Regions from separate parts of the Homo sapiens genome. Here region 1 is linked to region 2. A link is a loop called in an ENCODE intact Hi-C map of the cell type or tissue named here. Cell type or tissue: dorsolateral prefrontal cortex. All regions are shown on one strand. Links, peaks and the distances in the headings refer to the core of each region. The heading gives the core; the rest is flanking DNA.

What was found. A loop is a pair of places that touch in the nucleus more often than their neighbours do. Peaks named below come from ENCODE experiments on the same cell type or tissue, not always from the same donor. Only the 100,000 strongest peaks of a DNase experiment are listed, where the experiment ranks them.
Region 1: it touches region 2 in a loop (2.6-fold over the local background); 3 of 110 quality-filtered maps call a loop at or near these places.

The regions. Positions count from the first base shown.
Region 1 is chr4:10,293,157-10,299,392 of GRCh38, reverse strand. It overlaps the pseudogene LOC100422639. Among named protein-coding and RNA genes, the nearest start is that of ZNF518B, 160 kb to the left of the region's middle. In dorsolateral prefrontal cortex, for the core only: no CTCF peak of the experiment used is centred there; a DNase peak (open chromatin) is centred at 2,522; H3K4me3 peaks cover 1,160 bases; H3K27ac peaks cover 894 bases.
Region 2 is chr4:10,161,437-10,167,672 of GRCh38, reverse strand. No RefSeq gene overlaps it. Among named protein-coding and RNA genes, the nearest start is that of WDR1, 48 kb to the right of the region's middle. In dorsolateral prefrontal cortex, for the core only: CTCF peaks have their summits at 2,460 and 2,660 (motif pointing left); a DNase peak (open chromatin) is centred at 2,642.

The sequences.
Region 1 (6,236 bases), core at 355-5,354, 130 kb before region 2:
GCTTGATGTTTAACACTGCACAGGCAGAACCTTTTGCAGTGTTTTGCAGTGATGGGCATTCCAGCTTCTATTAAAACAGATAATGCCCCATGCTATACTAAGCCAAGCTCTAGCTACATTTTTCTCTATATGAAATATTAAACACATTACTGGCTTCCCATATAATTCACAAGGACAAGCCATTGTGGCAAGAATGGCTCTCTCCCTGAGAGAGCAATTACAAAAACAAAGGGAGAGATAGTGACTACGGGACCCCACATATGCAATTGAATCTAGCATTATTGATTTTAAATTTTTTGAGCCTGCCTAAAGGCCAGATGCTATCAGCAGCTGAACAGCATCTACAGAAACCAGTGGCAAAGACAGAAGCAGAACTGGTTTGGTGGAGAGGTCCGATAACACAAAGTTGGGAAATATGTAAAATAACTTGGGGTAGAGGTTATACCTGTGTTTCTCCAGGCCAGAATCAGCAGCTGATTTGGATACCATCGAGACACCTGAAACCTTATGAGCCAGATGCTGAGGAAGAGACTTTGGGAGGAACCCAAGGACTGCAGCCATGTCTAGACTGACAATAAGGAAGACACCAGTCCTGGCGAGCAACACTTATGGTGGCACAGCCACCCATCTGAGGTCAGATCAAAAAGTTGACACAGATGGCAGAAAAAAATCTGAAGGTGGGACAACCAGTTACAATGAGTAACCTAATGGTAGCTGTGATGGCTGTGCTCACCATTGCCATATTCCCCCAGTAACTGCTGAAACAAAAAACAATTAAGCTTATTGGGCAAATATTCCACCACTTCTACAGCCAGTAACATGGTTAGACCCCCCAGCAGAGGTATACACTAATGATAGTTTTTGGATGCCTGGTTCTACAGATAATAGAGGCCCATCTCACACCCAAGAGGAAGGAACAATTAAGAAAATCTCATTGGGATTTGATCATCTACCCATTTGCATGGGAAAAGCCAATGGGTGTTTACCTCCCAGTCTTCAATCTTGGCAGGCAACAGTACCTTAACGTAACATCTTTGTGGCACAATCACATATGCTTTCTGGTCTTAGTATTTATTACAATGATTGTGCTCCTGTAGCCAAAGTTTACCACCCTCAAAAACCTATCTGATAAAGTGGATTGGACATGGTCAGAAAAAATGAAGGCATTTGCTTGGGAAGATTGTATAGCAAGGCAGGCAGAGGTGTTGTGGTAATGGTTCATATGGAGTCATTAGTGATTGATCCCCTACCTAAAGGTGCATTTATGAGGCTCACCTCTCAATCTGCAGGTAATGCTCACCCTGCATCTAAACAAAATAATCAGATGGTGGACACTATAAGAAGTACAGCAAGAGTTCCTATTATTTTGGCATATGGTGGTATAGTGGCACCTCAACCCCAAATGATATGGCCTGCTGTAGGAGCTAAACATAAGGAGGTGTAGAAAATATTCATGGCACTAAAAAGGATAAAGATTTGGGAATGAAGATATACTAAAGCCAACCCAGTGTAATCCTAATTATGTTAGAATTGACTCATGATTCAGTCTGGATATAGAGTTGTGTCCGTCCTCCTTTCCTGCTTGTAGTAGGTGATTTAAAACTTGATCTCCCTAATCATGTGACTTGTCAAGGATGTAGATTGTTTTCTTGTGTGAATTCTTCCTTGTATAATACTGATCATTCTATTTTAGTGGTAAGAGCCCAAGAAGGAGTACAGATACATGTAAAGCTTTCCCGTCCTTAGGAAGCCTCTCCTGTGCATATTATTACTGAAATTCTTCAAAAGATTTTGAGGTGCTCTCGGCATTTCGTTGCCACTTTAAAATCATTATGGGATTGATTGCTGTCACAGCTACTGCTGCAGTAGCCGGAGTTGCTTTGCATTCCACAGTACAAACAGCAGACTATGTAAATAATTGGCAGAAAAATTCTACTCTAATATAGACCAGAAACTAGCTAATCAAATCAATGATCTCCACCAAACTAATGTGGCTAGGAGATCTAGTAACTAGTTTAGAGTATAGAATGGTTACAATGTGACTGGAATACTTCTGATTTTTGCATTACTTCTCGTCTGTATAATGAAACAGAACATGAGTAAGAAACAGTTAAGAGACATTTAAAGGGTCATACTAGAAATTTATCTTTAGATATTCCAAAACTGAAGGAACAAGTATTTCAAGCCTCTCAGGCACATCTGACCCTAACGCCAGGAAGGGAAGTGCTTGAAGGAGCTGCAGGCAGATTAGCAGTTATTAACCAATTAAAATGGATCAAGACACTTGGAGGCTTTGTGATTTCAATGATTGTGCTTTTAATCTATGTCGTCTTTGTGTAGTCTGCAGATGGGATCCAGAATCCTGAGAGAAGTAGCCCACTGTGACAAAGCTGCCTTTGTCTTAATTGCTTTGCAAAAGCAGAAAGGGAGACATGCTGGGAACAAGCCCTAAGCCTTCATAAACAGGCCTTAAAGAAACTGGCCACAAACAGGATCTCTGCAGCCATGTGACATGCTCATGTTGGCTATCACGCACACTGCTAGTTGTTGGTTTACTGGAGCAGGGCAAGGAATGCCCGGAGCAGAAAACTGCTCAAACCACAAATAGCATGAGCAGCCTGTGCCTTAACAACATGTTTTGGCTGCAGACAATCAGCTACAGCCTGTTCCTCTGCTCCTCGCTAAGAATGCTTTGTTTCCCATAAGGAATGCTTTTAATCTATAATCTATAGAAGCAATGGTTATCACTGGCTTACTGTCAATAAATATGTGGGTCAAGCCCCCTGGATCCCACTTTGCACTATTTCTGTGTTTTTAGCGCCACTGGGTTGGGGTCTCCATGACTGAGCTGGGTCTTGGTAGTTACAATTCATGGAACTGGAGGAAGTTAAAATGGCAAGACAGAATTAAGGTTAATCCTTCCTAAGTGATTAAATTGCTCACATTCAAGTGAGAGCTATACTATTTTAGGCATTTAGAAGCAAACTTAGTTTATAAAATAAAATAGTATTATGTTAGATAATCTTTCCCCTGAGCAGTAATAGAATGATGAGTGTATTGTCAGAAAAGCATTAATTGCCAGTAAAATATCCCACAGCAATAGAAACCTAGGACTTCTGGACTCATTCCTGTCTGATGTGGGATAACAGGTTCGTTTCTGCCACACTGTCTTTCCATGACATTTACCATCATTTTCACAGGAAAAGAAATGCAGAATTCAGGTGTGCCTTAAAGGAAGCTGGGGTTAGAGTGGGAAGATATTTAGCTGAAAGACAACACTGACCAACTTCTGGATCACAGGGAAGAGAACAGACCCAACCTTCCCCGTCTTGGGAAGGCCTAGAGCTGATTTTCTCAGATGCTGCTGCTCAGAGACTCACTGAGCCACCTTCTATCCCACCTGTGAGTCAGGTGCCCGAAAGCTACACAACTTGGGGTTGGTAGGGGTGAGTTTCAGAGACCAATAGACTATCCACTGAGAGGTTCTTGAACATGTGGTTACAGATTCCCTCCTACCTCCATCACCATTTCCTCAAATATAGCTTAGGACACAAATAGGAAAGCAGTTCATTAATGACACGTACTAAGTTAACGGTCACCAGTTAGAGGACACAGCGGTAAGAATGCACAAGGATCATGGCTCTACCTTTCCTCTGCCATTCCTTTAAGGGATTGCTCTTGAATTCTGACTCAAATAACCACAGAGGAAGAGGGAGGGGAGGCTTCATCCTTCTAAAAGGTAGGTTCCTAAAGGTCAAACACCACATCTGCTTATACTCCAAGGCCACATTAATTATTACCGGAAAGGGATGGGAATCTGCCTTAATAGTTCATGTGGACCTCAACTCCATATGACTAATAGAACTTCCTGGTATAACCACAGTGGCTGTGAGCTGTTAGCCCACTGACATTGCACGCAGATCAAGGCACTTATCAAGCAGTATATCTACAAGAAACCACCCATTTGGTGGTGGTTTCCAGTAACGTGGACTTTGAGATGATAGAAGCACTGAGCATCACTTAGGAGGTGGACTCCAAGACAGTGCCCACAGGAGTCTTGACCAAGCCTGATCTGGTGGACAAGAGCACTCAGCGTGAGATCACTCGCATGGTACCAAACCTCCTGAGCCACCTGAAGGACTCCATGATTCTCAACAAGCACCCAAGTCATCAGGATACCCAGGACTGGTTCAGCCTTGCTGAGTTTCTGCAGAATTTTATTGCCACCCACCCTTCAGGAATCTTCTGGGAGAAGGGCTAGTTTCCTTCCTTGCAGGAAGATGAGCAAATTTATTATGTTTATGAATCTCTGCCCTCATTAGGAAACAAAGACAGTCACCGGAATATAACAAGAGTCCTAAGTTGGGCATCAACATACTCGATAAACTTGAAAAGTGATCTGGTAGAATTAACGCATTTATCACAGAATTATTGCTTTAATACAAAAAGTAAAAGGGAAGGAAGATATTTGGCTGTTTGGCAAATATCAAGTTGAGTTCTGCAAATGCAGTACTGTAATTGAACATATTTTCCGAGAAGGTAATAAGGCTGTATATGGAACAAACTGGCAGTTTGAAAATCAACATCTTCACAGAGAGGATGCCAAGACTTGTGAATCATAGGGCATTAGAGACTACCATAAAACAGCAAATCAAAGCACTGGAAGATCCAGCTGTTGATGTGCTATACATGCTGACTGACAGGGGGTCTAACTCACCTTCACAAACATTCCAGAAAAAAGGTTTTAACCTCCATAGAACTTCCAAGTCTAAAGTCCAAGCCATTAGACGTGAACAAGCTGAAAAATTGTTGTGAGATTACCTCTGTATTCCAGAAAGTCAAAAGGAAAAGACCAAGAAAAAATCTGTTTCTTCATTTTTAAGGCAGATTCTTCCATAACTGGAATCTGTAAGCACTCTATCTGCTACCATCAGGCCATCAATCGTATGTACAACCTCGTGTTGGCCCATAGGATTCTCCAGGACAAGCTGAGGACATCTCATTGCTCATGGGTCCCAGGTGCTCCACGTCTCTACAGAAAACACTGAGGACAAAGTCTATCCTCTCCATGTGCAACAGGAAGCACCTGCCACTGACAACTCCCCAACTATGACAGACTCTTGAAGACAGACTTCTACATTTTTCACCTTTAAGAGACATACAAGGCCTGTTGTCACCTAAACCTAGGTTTTTCCATGGCAATTGACAAACCACTTTTGTTCCAGTACAAAAGCATCAAATTGGTGGAAAAGAATTTCTGCAGACCCTTGTAGGGATGTGAATGAGTGATAACAAGTGGGGACAGGGAATGAGATTTCTCTTCTCTCATCCTTCAGCTGAAGGACCAACTGTTTCATAGCCTGCTCTAGTTTCAGAAGGACCAAGGCCCCTTATTTTCCATAAGGGATTTCAGAGAGCAAGGAAGGCAAAGTAAACTCTTTGCATTTCACGTTGACTTTAAGAACTCACCCTGTAGAAGAGGGCAACAATTTCCATTTGAAGATGTCAATTTCAAGAAGACTGTTCAACCAGCAGAAAGATCAAGCAAGAAAAAAAATGACAAAAGTGAAATAGAATGAGTTTTCTGAACATGCTGCCATTTTTGGACAAGGAATAACGTGCCAGAAAGCTCAATAAAAACAATCTTCGTACCAAGCTGGACACCATTAGAGGTATCACATGTCAAGATTTTATGATGGCTTACCAAAGACAACACAAGCTGCATGACAACTCAGATCTGTATGAAGTGGGGAAAAATGGAACATATATAAGGAGACCATTATGAACTCAGAAATCTGTTTCCATGGGAATAACCAAGTTAAAAATCCCTCAGCCCAACTGTCCAGGCTGAGATGACCACTTCCCTTTAGTGGCAGTCATGACAGAGCAGCCTAGACTCATAGGCTCACCTCAAGACCAGGTAGATTTACCACATCTGCTGATTGAATACTCAGATTTACTAGAAGATGGTTCATGTGACAGGGAAAAATAATCCAGATGTGTTTTATTTTCTGCACCCAATCATCCATTACTAAACGAATTTGCTATTATGGCAGAGAAAAATCAAACAGATCAGGAACAACCTGTACAGCCCGTATGAGCAGAAGGTGTTAGGTTTTGGAGGGAAGGTGAGGGTTAAAGACACACAGAAAGAGGGTGGCTCAACAGGAAATGCAGGCTTTATGTCCAGCATAAAATCTACAGAAGTCGGGGACCAGCTTAATGCCAGATCCCAC
Region 2 (6,236 bases), core at 427-5,426:
TTACCAGGAACGCCAGCAAAGGAGACCAAACAGAAGGTCTGTTATAGGTGACAACACTCCACCCAAAGAGGGCAGAGCGCAGTAACTGACCAAAGCCTCAGTATACCAAGCTCACCGATTACCATCAAAAACCACCACCGGTTAACCTGCTTCACCAGGACATTCTGTAGGCCCAGTGCCAACTATTAGAGCTGAGCAAAGGCCAAAAGTTAGAGGCATACATATCTGCACCTTTGCCTACCCACATCAAAAGGATGCTCCCAGCAGAGCTGAGACTGGAATCCAGACATCACAAAGGTTGTCTGAAGTGGACAAGGGAAACATCCCTGTGAAATTCAGAGCAGATTCATCTTCCTCAGAGGAACTGCCTGCCCTGGAAGAGCCTGCTTCTCTCAAGAGGATTTATACAATCGTGGTGACAACTTTCACCTCAGACTTTGCTGGCCTTGTGGGGATAGAATCACAACCAGGGCCAGGACACCAGAGGCAGTGCAATCGCCACAAGAGGCCTATGGAGTTGGGTGGTGTGGGATCCACGGGAGAAGTATCCCTGCAGACAGAGGTGTCTGGGTTCACTCATCTCCCGTTTCATGTTGGACACACCTGAGTTCCAGGAAAGCCAGGAGGCAACAGTTTATTTTTGCTTCCTGCCTCCAATTTCACCCCCATACCTTGAAGGTGCTACGTTGTGCCTCTAGTGTGTTAAGTGAGGTCTTGATGAAAAGCCTCCCGTAGGTATAGAACATCAGGAAGAAGGGCATATCTATGGCACTTAACGACAAAGCCTCAGTCGATTCCATGGTGCTGACCTCTGAAGTCCGGTCTTCATACCTTAACAGGCCAAGCACACACCAGTGGGTGGCAGATGTCAACTTAAGACACACCCCCGCCCCCCACAGCAGTGCCTGCTGCTTCATAGGTTGAGATACAGAGCCTCGGTTTGAAGATGGAAACATTTCACAAGTTACCATTGATTCTAGTTAATAAGTAGAACAAGTCATACTCCCAGGTGTCTACTCTTCTAGACATGACTTCAGCAGCTCTCAGCTGGGAACTTCCTCAGCTGACCATTGTAAAGGAGTTGAGAGAAGAAATAGCCGTTTGCTCCTGTACTGAATTTCTCAGAATACTGCCATAAGAACTGCTTCACTCTAGTTGTAGACTTCAAGTGTAAGTGTTAAGACAGAGTCCTTTAATTCTCCTTCCCAGAAATTGATAGACAAAGACAACACCTGCAGCGGCACTCAGACTAACATTCAAGATGTCCCTGGATCCCAAAGCAACTCCATGAAGGGACCAAGACTACAGGAATCCAAGGCTCTTGGAGGATTCTTTCAACGTCATTGCTCCTGCTTTGTCATTGGCTATATCTGAAGAAGGAACTAGGGTGGAAGCAGTTTGAGTATTTGACACTCAGGCTTTCATGAATGAGATGAAAAGCAGACAAAAACAATCCCTAGTCATGAAAGCTGTGACATGCTAAATATCAAGGAATTGAGATCAGTTGGCTAGAGAAGTTGATACTGTGCATGATGCCGTTGAAAACTTTAGTTAAAAAGCAAACTCAAAATGCTCAACACCAAACTTGAAAAGTTGCTAACAAGCATCTCAATTATGCCTTTTTGACCTATGCAAGATATTCCGTATATTGGAAAGATGTATCCCACTTGGCCTAATGCTTCTAGATCTACCAGCTGTTAACTGGTTTCAGCTTCTCCCGCTTGTATTTCTGATCCTAACAAGGAATGGAGTGACTGGTGACTAAATGTGTCCTGCAAGTGCAAAGTTACACAAAACCTACCTCACTGGTCAATTCCCTTGCACTGGAATGGAAAGCTCATTTATAGCATCACTGACAACTTCTGACCAGAGCAGTTTAATGCAGTACTGGAACAATGGTCGACCAATGAGAAAAGCTCCCTTTGCCTTCCAGAGCATTTACAGTTTCATCTAAGCACGAGGACAACTTACAGACTAGCATGTTTACATGTTATGAATTTCAGAGAGCCCTGATGAACGTGACTAAGAACATCACCACTATGCCAACTCAGTGGGCACAGAGCTCAGCCCCATTGCACAAAACAGCATCAACTCCCCTACTTAAAATTCTTTCCCAAAAAACATTTTTCAGGATATTTGAGTTCAATAACCTGAGGCCTTTATGGTTTGTCTCCAGGATAAACACACAAGGCACTTTATTTTCTACTGAGTTGTGGGTTTTTTTCTGCTTTTTAAAGCTTTTAAGGTTGCTTCCCACTCAAATTGAGTTTTAAGTTACCTGATGAATTTAAGGAACCATATTCACAATGTGCAAGCATAATTTTGCACCATTTTAGTTGAATTGGATCGTTTTTAAATTTAGATTTGACATAAAGCTGTACCATAATGTATCCAGCTAAGTTTAGTCTGTGCTTCCTAGACTTACAGCCTTGCCGTGGATCTTTTTCACTTGTCCTGGGTCAATGAGTATCCAACTTTATTAGTAGGGAATTTTTGCTTTTACTGAAGACAAACTGGGAGGAGAGGTGGAGTAGGAAGGTTTGTAACCATCATGATACAGACACTAGTTTTGGAGAAGAATCCTCAAAGACGAGGTGAAAAGAAAGCTTGGGAAGCAGGGGATTTGTGGTTCGCTGCTCACCCCTGCCCCCAACTGGCTGTTGGTCAGAATTTCAGTGATAATACCCATTTCTTCCTCAGACATGTTCTTGTCCAATTGTCTTTTCCCAAGACACCAACCAGGAATTGAGTTTAATATCCAGAGGATGTTCAGGAAGTCATTCAGGCAATGAATTTAGGTGTTTGCCCAACTATGAAGTGTAGAAGTTTCTTGCCATTGAATTTGAGGCCTTATTGCAAACTTCTTTCAGTGAATTGAATATATGTGCCAATTAGGTATTAACGTCAAATTTTCCACATTTCCTAATTGTTTTAAAGATGTGTTCAGCCAAGGTAAACTGCCCACTATAAGCCATACAGTTTTTTTTTTTTTTTAAGGTTAATATGTAGTTTAAAGTCTTAGTAGATAAAGTTATATCCACAGGTAAAACTGAATGAAGTATGTAGCAAGATTCTTGAAGGTATGTTGGAACGTAGAAAGCCCCCTGGGATGATAGCCAGCCATACATGGGTCATGGAGAGGGAGCAGGAACTCAGTCCTCCAAGGACTCACCTGCAAGCAGCATCAGAGCAGCTTCTCAGCCTCTGCCCAGACAGGCTACATGTGACCCGATAGCAGCCTACAGGAAGGCACAGAGGTCATTCAGACCCACAGTGGGCTGTATCCCACACACTATGACTGTGGTGCCGGTCCCGGTCCCAGTCCCAGGCCATAATAGGAAAAGGATGTCCCAAATCAAGAGGAAAAAAGGCAGTATCATAAGCCCTAGGAGCTCAGTTTAGGAGATGTGTTCTAGGAGGCAGGCAGTCTGCTCCCCAGGGAATGCTCCTTGCCTGACCCAAGCTACCCTGACTCTCCACACTGAGAATTGGAAGTAGTCATTTGGCAGCAGGCATACATCATCTCCCCTGTGGAGAAACCCAATGGCCCTCCAGTGTTCCTAAGAGACATCCACTCAGCTGTCTTCCACAGGGGGGATTTTGACCCTCACAACCCATCCCTGCCCAGCGGTTTCTTGCAACACAGCGAGACACCTATACAGTATTTCCTCCTCTACCTTATTCCTGGCTGGCTGCACTTGCACACGCCTTCCAGCCAGAATACAGGATGCACAGACACATCCTGCAAGTAATGCGAAAGGGCTTGGGGAACACCAAGCATAGAAGTTCCCAACCCGAGCATAGACAACAGGTTATGCCACATGCCTAGAGGGACTGCTGGCTTAGAGATGGGCCACTTGGCTTATTCTTATGGCTTGAGGCCCAAGAAAAGGCCACTGAGCTCTTTGGGGGCATGCACAGATCACCAACATTGACTTGGGGGTGAGGCCGTGCTCATGTTTTCCAGTTCTATCTCCCAAATCACCTGGACTCAGACTAAATGAAGGTAGATTTTAGCAACTGCTTAAGAACAGGAGTTTGAGGCATTCTTCTGAAACACATCAGGTAGAGAGAATCTTCCCCAAAATGAGCGGGGGAGGGGGACCACCAGCTACTGTAGCCTAGTCCCCAGGAAAGAAGCCAAGTTTATAATAAGCAAGTACAAGGCCCTGGAGTGTGGCCAGTCCACAGCACCACTTCCCAGTTCATCTGATGTCACTTAGGCTGTGGCAATACAGGTGGGGGCTCACAGCTAGTCCCCCCTAAGTGAAGAATGGAGCACTAGCAAGATTGAGGGCATCTAAAACATGATAAAGGTCCCAAGTAGTCACTCAGGGAAGCCCCTTGAACACCACCCCCACCCAACCTTCAGTACACACAACCAGCTCCACCAGCTGTCAATCTCACAATGATGGTGAAGCCAAGTCCAGGGTCACCTAGGAGCCTCCTTTCCCACCCTGCAGCTCATCACCTGAGCTTCCCTTGGTAGGTGGATCCATGGTCCTAGAATTGAGGAACTCAAAGCCCTGCTAGGATGCATGGGAAACCTCAGCAGTTCAAGGACAGGTCCCCAGATAAAGGTCTCAGGATCTGCCCTTTTCAGAAGACAGGCAGTACACCCTTCCCTTTCCAAGGAGCTGGGTACTATGCTACACCCGATACCTGGGCTAGAAGTTTCAACATTCTTCTGCGGACAACAGCCCTCGTCGTAATGCAAAGTTTCTTGAGCCAATGTTATGCCACATCCCTGGATGTGGCCACTTCCAATGGCTAGGAGTGTGAGGAGTACACAAAAGCCCAGCCAGGTAATATTCAAGGCTAGCTGTGGAAGCTACTCTGGCTCCAGAGATTATGGCCTCATTTAAGCTTCTTTTCCAAAACAAACAGTTTGCATTCCACCCTGTTCCAGTTTGCTTTCAGGTGTGAGAGCTCACTTCACCAGTAAACCTAACACCTTAAACAATTTCCATCTACAAGTCTGCCTCTAGGGAACACAAATTGACTTCACATACCCAATTATTTCATTCTCAGATCGCTGTAGAAAGTCAAACAACCCACTTGGCTCCTCCAGTATGGAAGTAGGCAGAAGTCCCCTGGGTTTGCTAGTACACATTGGTGTTAGACTGGTTGTTATAAACTTAGTTGTGTAAAGTCCAAGGTCCACCTGGTCTTCCCAAGAGGACACGTGTGTCACCGTGTGACTTTTCACATTGCACAATTGGTGTCTTAAGCCTATACCATGAACCACCTAGAACACATTACAGAATTCGTCCATTCACATTGTGTGCCAATCTAAAAACTTAAAGACAGAAATTTAAATATAGATCAAGGAGATACTTTGTAATGAGGTCAGCACAGAAGGTTTAAGGGAGAGGGTCCACTGGCTGGAGTACAGGAATGCCTTTTTTGTATGCTCTGGACCCTCTCCACCAGGCTCAGCAAGACTGACAAGTCTTACGTCCCAGTCTGACTTCAGCCCCATCCTGCCTCCTTTCTCTCTTCATGGGTTTTAATCTGAATATTTTATACAAACTTAGTGTTGGCTTAAAGTGTCCTTCCCCAAGCGCTCAACTACCCCACCACAAACCACCCACGGAAGTAGTCTCAGCCTGGTTCAAAGGAGCGAACAGTCAGGCTTGCAAGAGCCTCTTCCGTAGCCTGCCTCAGTTTACCAGCAGTTTCAAGAGACAGTTTGCTGCCAGGAAACAACCTATGACAAGCACAATGCACTCCAGTTGCAGTACCTACTTTAAACCAACAACTGTTCTCTGATGCTTCTCCCTTATTACCCACAATGACCCCGGATAGTGAGTTTAGAAGGCATTTACTTCCCAAACGTAGGTCCAAAGCAGACCTAGACAGTGTAGCTCCAGATACTTCCAGAGGACCCAACTACACTGCCAGGTCATGTTTGGCTCCTTTTGCCGGAAGGTGAGCAGGAACTGCTGCTACACTGGGCCATTTCTTGGTGCCCCCAATGCCTGATGGGTCAGGAGTAGCTAGGCCATTACAGCAAACATTGCCTGATAAGGACAGGCCAGCAGGGGCTCAGACATTAGGTGGTTGTTTGGTCACCTTTGAAACAAGCAACTTTGACAAGTATTGGCCAAGTGTGAGGGACTCTGAGGACTGACATTAGGAAAACAGATAATCTTATGGTCCTTCCAGACCAACTGCAGCTGCAGTTTAGGATTTGAAAATCATAGCTGCCCATCAACTGACAACCATGCCAACCT